Regions from separate parts of the Homo sapiens genome. Here region 1 is linked to region 2. A link is a loop called in an ENCODE intact Hi-C map of the cell type or tissue named here. Cell type or tissue: chondrocyte. All regions are shown on one strand. Links, peaks and the distances in the headings refer to the core of each region. The heading gives the core; the rest is flanking DNA.

Region 1 (2,915 bases), core at 173-2,672, 310 kb before region 2:
TTACAGTCGGCGTTTGATTCCAGTTTGGCTTCCGTGTCCCAGCTTACAACACCCGTGGTCCTTTCACATCAGGCTCCGGGCTGTTCCACTTTCTGTAGGGTGGGCTTTTACCCCCAACACTCGCCCCAGATACTACACCTGCCACAAGAGTGGCCACTTCCTCAGGACTAAGCAGCAAAACCTAAAGGTCTGCCTGCCCAGACCACACTACACATTTGGGCTCAGGCAACGTCCCTGACACTTTAACCTCATTCCAAAGCCAGCTCAGGTCTGCAGGAAGGCAGGCAAAATTCCCTACACCTCATTTCTGGATTTCTGCACCACACAGCTCTCACTGTTTCTGCCAATGGTGAAAAGACCACCAATAAGCTGCTGCCCTTCTCTCCCCCAACCATTCCCAACTTTCAGGCCAAAGACCCGCAGGAGTTTCATTCTGTCCTGTCTGTACAGATCATTATTTTCCAGAAAAAGTGACCCATGAAGTTGGCTGGGGCGGGTGTGGAGTGTTATGTCATGGGACGGACCTTGGGATGAGGGCGTTAATCCATGGGCCCCTCTGAGATCACTTTAAACATTTTGGTAAGACTGCCCAGGCTGATGAAGGGCTGGAGCGTGTGTTAAAAACAAGGGCTAGTGTTGGTTAAAAGGGATCTTTGGCAAGTGGGAAACTGCTCGCCACTGCAGAATTTCTTCAGACCAAGGAAGGGACTGAAACGGACTTGGAAAACTAAAGCAAAACCATGACTGCCGGGATGGTCTCGTGTGGTGATTCTGCAAGAAATAATCACCAGAGCGAGGGGACAGGTACTTGAGAGACATGTGGGCCTGGCTGCCACTCTGCCCTCTGAGTTTCTGTAGGGTGCCCGGCTGCCACTCTGCCCTCTGAGAAGTGTAAGAAGGCCACAGAGCATGGGGGTGTTGGCGATGAGGAGCGGTAAAGCAGTGCTAGTGATCTAATAGCCAAATACATTAACACGGACACTGGAAGAGATTAAGCGGATTTTAAGTCATCTCCTTTGCCAAATGACAACCAAACTAGGTGTCCCCTTTTTCTCTGCCCATCTTCCCCTAGCCTTGTTTCATAAATGCTGAAGAGTGAACCAGCAGCTCAGGCTAGCCAGTTTTGTTTTTTTGAAATGTCAGTCTCATTGTGTTCCTGGTCTGTCTGCTGCAGTGGCTGGTCTGTTCCACCAAGAGTTCTGGTTTGCACCTAGTGTACTCAGGATCTTCTCAGCCCCCTGAACAAGCTTGCATTTCTTAAGATTCTCCAATATGTCCCTCAAGAGTCCAGTCTAGGACTTATTTCTGAAGGCATTTTACAACAGCAATATTTTAGGGATGGGGTTTCAGCCCCACAAACAGGCTGGAGGGCTTTGTATAAAATGAATTACAAACAAGCAACAAAAGCAACCACAAGAACTCTCTCCAGGATTTGAGAAAACTGTTTTAAGGCACTGTGACATGAAAAGGGCTGCCAGGGATGTGTTCCTCCCCCCACTTCACAGCCAGCACATAATCGCCCCTCTCCTTGACGACGTATGTGACGTTGTATTGCTGGTTGCCTACATGCTTCATGGAGACCTCCTCGCAGGGGGTGGTGGGCCCATGGACCCCGATCAGCAGCATGTTGGAGCCTAGGAGGCAAAAGGTGGTTACTCCACCCGGATGCATCAGGACAGGCACAGGAAGAAGAGGAAATATGAGAGCCAAAGGTAAGGTGCTTCCACGATAATGCTGGGGCCCCTAAGAGGTGGGAGAGCGTGGCAATTACAAGCAGAGGCTCATAGAGCCTGACGGTGTGGGTTCGAATCCCTGCCCTGCCACTTGCTACCTGGGTGACCTTGGACTGGAATCTCACCTCTCCCTAGCTCAGCTTCCCCATCTGTAAACAGGGAATGAGAACAGCACATACCTCACGAACTAGTTGTGAGGTTTAAGAGTTATGGGTGTCAAAACCTAGCACACAGTAAGGGCTATTCTAAGTGTTGGCTATGAGAATCTTCTTGTTTACTCTCACAAGCACCTTAAGGAAGGTACTTCCGAGAAGAGGAAACTGACTTTTGGAAAGAGATTTAATAACTTTCCAAGGTCACATGGCTAAATAAGTTTTAGAACAAACGAATGAATGAATGAAGTGGCGGTACTAGGTTTCCAGCCCAGGTGTACTGGATGCCAGAACCCAGGCAACCGACCCTTGAAACCCAAATAAATACCCAAGTTCAAAAGGCAAAAGAGAAGGAAATCATTTAAAAATATTAAGTGCAGGAGAACAGGGTCATGACGATGGTTACTTGCAAACGGCTGGCCTACATGGGGGTGGGCACTGCAGGAGACCTCAGCAGGGAAGGCCAGTGTACCCAGGGTGCCCAGCCTGCCCCTGCCCCACCCCACCCTTGAAAAGGCCCAGACACCTACCAGCTTTGCTGCAGTCCACCAGGAAGGAACTCTTCTGGCCCACAAAGGCCTTTGAGAGCCCTGCCCCCTTAGAGGTCACCTTGCTGGCGTCCGAGGATGCCTTGGGAATGGCGCTATAGCAGGTCTCTGTAGACGACCTGGTCACTGACTCCACCAGGATGGATGAGGTCTCGTTGGCTGAGCCAGGGCTAACTAGACGCTGGCCTAAGATACAGGAGGGAGGGGGACAGGCATGAATGGCCAGATCAAGAGGGGTCTCTCAGCCAGAGGACAGGCGAGTACCCTACACAGTAACCCCAGGAGAGCCCGCGCACCCCAACACAAAAGCCACCACACCTGTATCTCACACCCATAATGTCTTCTAAACCCCTAGGATCCCACCCCCATACAACTAGGATCTGGCTTTCTGGGCAAATGGATGAGTCTGGCCTTGGCTGACAAGGCCAAGGACCCTCCCAATCCCCCCACCCCCTACCCACCAAAGATGTGCCTGTGGAATT
Region 2 (2,915 bases), core at 314-2,813:
CTCCTGGGCTCAAGTGATCCTCCCACCTCAGCCTCCTGAGTAGCTGGGATTACAGGTGTGTGGCCACCATGCGTGGCTAATTTTTGTATTTTTTGTAGAGATAAAGTTTCACCATGATGCTCAGGCTGGTCTGAAACTCCTGAGCTCAAGCGATCTGCTTGATCGCAATGAATATAAACTACACCTTTAAAAATTCTCAAATTTAAATTCCATCAAATTGGAATTTTAAAAAGTCAATGCATTTTACAAAACATACGTAGAATAGTCAAACAGCAATGATTAATGAACATTTTTCTTGAGAGTTTCAAAATTCATTACATATGCAAATAAGGTTTTGACCTTGCAGCTAACATACACACAATTACCTGAGCCTATACTGCCAGCTCTTGATTAAAACCTGACCAAACAAAACCAAACCAAAAAAGAACCAAAAAACCCACCTCCTAACTCTACCAGTTTGATTGCTGCCCAAGAACTATTATGATATCCCTTGATACATGGAAAAAATATTTTGTCTTTTCTTTTCTTTTCTTTTCTTTTTTAAAGACAGGGCCTTGCTCGTCACCCAGGCTGGAGTGCAGTGGCACAATTATGGCTCACTGCTGCCTCAACCTCCTGGGCTCAGCTGACCCTCCCACCTCAGCCTCCCACGTAGTTGGGACTACAGGCGCACACCACAATGCCTGGCTAAGGGAAAAAATATTTAATAAGTTCTGGGTATCAACTCTGATATCTTCGACTAACTTCTGTAGAAAACTGAGATGAAAGGCACATAGATTGGTAAACACAGAAAAGAGTTTAATTTCTACTGTACTCCAAGCACCTAGCGCAGGGTCTGGCACATAGTTGGTGCTCAATTAATGTTAGATGGAAGGGGAGAGAAGGAGAATGACTAGGGATCTTCAAGACTGAAGGATAATAGAGGTCACTGGGTAAAAAGTACCCCGTGTAGTGACAGGAAAACCAATAGTGGCTATATGTTTTTGGCAAGAGAGAACCCACGCTGTCCAGAAAGAAGGGTCACAGAACCAACAACTAATAAAAGATTTTTCTGATGGCAGAAAAAACTGACCCTGTTCTCTCTGATCAATGAAACAGATGGATAAACAAAGTAGTTTCTATGATATGTCCAAGGGCTCAATAAGCTGTTAAATAAACTCGAATGTTTTAAATGGGGGTCAAGTATCACTGGAGGCAGAACTTGATGAAACAAAATGGTAGTACAGCTCTTCGAAAAACAGAGTGGGGAAAAAGATCTATATTATATATTGCTAAAGGTGAACTTAATAATTTTCTGATTTGAGTAATTGAAATTTCCATATAACAAGGGATATCTAAGAATTGATCACAGCATCAACTCTTACAAAATAAAGGAAAGCTTGATTTTTAAATGATGGGGTTCAATGATCTGTGAGAGCATGCTTTTCATTCCAAACACTTAAAACCCTGAACTCCTTATCCTGCTTAAATACTAAAATGATATCATAAAAAGTATATATATATTTAAGTTTTTTACACTACCTTTTTCTGTGCTCCCATTTATTTTAGGTAAGAAGTCATCAACTTGTATCCCTAGGATTAAGACAGTATATCATTGCCTGATCAAAGAAGTATTACTTTAAATGTGGTCTCAAGTGTAACCATGGCATTCTGCATTCCTAAGATTAAGATTGTATAGAACACTTTAAAAGGGATCCTGCTGTTCATGTACTTTTCTTATTTAAATATCCCGAGGTAGAAGATCTCAGAGCAGAAATTTCACTCATCTCAAGGAAAACAATGGTGCCCACTGGTGGCAATCAAGCATATTTTTAAAGAAAATTTTCTAAAAGAATATAGATACTTTATACCTAATACATAAAACATCCCTTAAAAAATGCAGTGTGAGACAGTAAACAAGGTCAAAAGTTTAAGGATAAAATTCAGGTTTAAGTAAGAAATATGGATGCCACCTACCCAAGCTGCTGCATTCTTTAAGAGTTTTCTCCTGAAGATGTTCTAACCGTACTGTAAATAAAAGTCCAAAAAAAAAAAAGATATTTCACAGATAACAAGAAAAAAAATAAAATAAAATCAATTTCTGGATTAGCTACTTACCTTGTAAAGCTGTTAGCCTTTCATTGGTGAAATCATTATCAGCTTGCAAAGCTTCTATTTTTGCCTGGAGCTCCTGTTCTTTTTCTTCCATTTCATCTATTTTATGTTGTAATTCTTTTTTCTCAGCCTGTCCCTTCTGTTGGATTTCCTCTTGTTTTCCCTCTGCTACCTAGAAAAATAAGAAAATTCAGTTATTTAACAAACCTAACTCTGTTTTAAGAGCGAGCCCCAGGAATGCCTTTATTCACTTAAACTTCTAAGAAAAGTTTGTTCTGTAGAAAAGAAATGTTCTACAGAACATTATCTGTAAACCTGACATTTCTTTCTTTCTTTTTTTTTTTGAGATGGAGTTTCACTCTTGTTGCCTAGGCAACCTCCGCCTCCCGGGTTCGAGTGATTCTCCTGCCTCAGCCTCCCAAGTAGCTGGGATTACAGGCATGCGCCACCATACCCAGCTAATTTTGTATTTTTAGAAGAGACGGGGTTTCTCCATGTTGGTCAGGCTGGTCTCGAACGCCTGACCTCAGATGATCAGCCCACCTTGGCCTCCCAAAGTGCTGGGATTACAGGCATGAGCCACTGCGCCCGGCTAACCTGACATTTCTAAACCAGTAAAGATGATAAAGACAAAGGCTTGATGTCAAAAATTATCTGCATTGGGTTATTCCTCCATAACACCCAGGAGAGAGAAACTTGGAGGAAGCAAGTAGGCTCAGTACACACAGAGGTAAAGGGTCAATGTGGAAAAAAAAATCGTATTTTTAAAGAGGGAAGTAAGATTTTTCCCTAAAATTACTATCATTTCAATTTTGAAGTTC

Evidence for each region. A loop is a pair of places that touch in the nucleus more often than their neighbours do. Peaks named below come from ENCODE experiments on the same cell type or tissue, not always from the same donor. Only the 100,000 strongest peaks of a DNase experiment are listed, where the experiment ranks them.
Region 1: a loop joins it to region 2, with 7 times the contacts of the local background. A loop is called at or near these places in 10 of 110 quality-filtered maps.

What each region holds. Positions count from the first base shown.
Region 1 is chr3:58,169,294-58,172,208 of GRCh38, reverse strand. It overlaps FLNB (filamin B), which reads right to left. Exons shown (of 46, transcript NM_001457.4): 45 at 2,416-2,619; 46 at 1-1,634. The coding sequence ends at 1,447. LOC124909485 reads right to left here and starts at 432. Exons shown (of 6, transcript XM_047449435.1): 1 at 336-432; 2 at 48-138. The coding sequence starts at 432. It overlaps FLNB-AS1 (FLNB antisense RNA 1), which reads left to right and starts at 1,574. Exons shown (of 2, transcript NR_135534.1): 1 at 1,574-1,712. In chondrocyte, for the core only: no CTCF peak of the experiment used is centred there; no DNase peak of the experiment used is centred there.
Region 2 is chr3:57,863,899-57,866,813 of GRCh38, reverse strand. It overlaps SLMAP (sarcolemma associated protein), which reads right to left. Exons shown (of 25, transcript NM_001377540.1): 11 at 2,098-2,266; 12 at 1,957-2,007; 13 at 1,522-1,572. Among named protein-coding and RNA genes, the nearest start is that of SLMAP, 110 kb to the right of the region's middle. In chondrocyte, for the core only: CTCF peaks have their summits at 1,588 and 1,800 (motif pointing left); no DNase peak of the experiment used is centred there.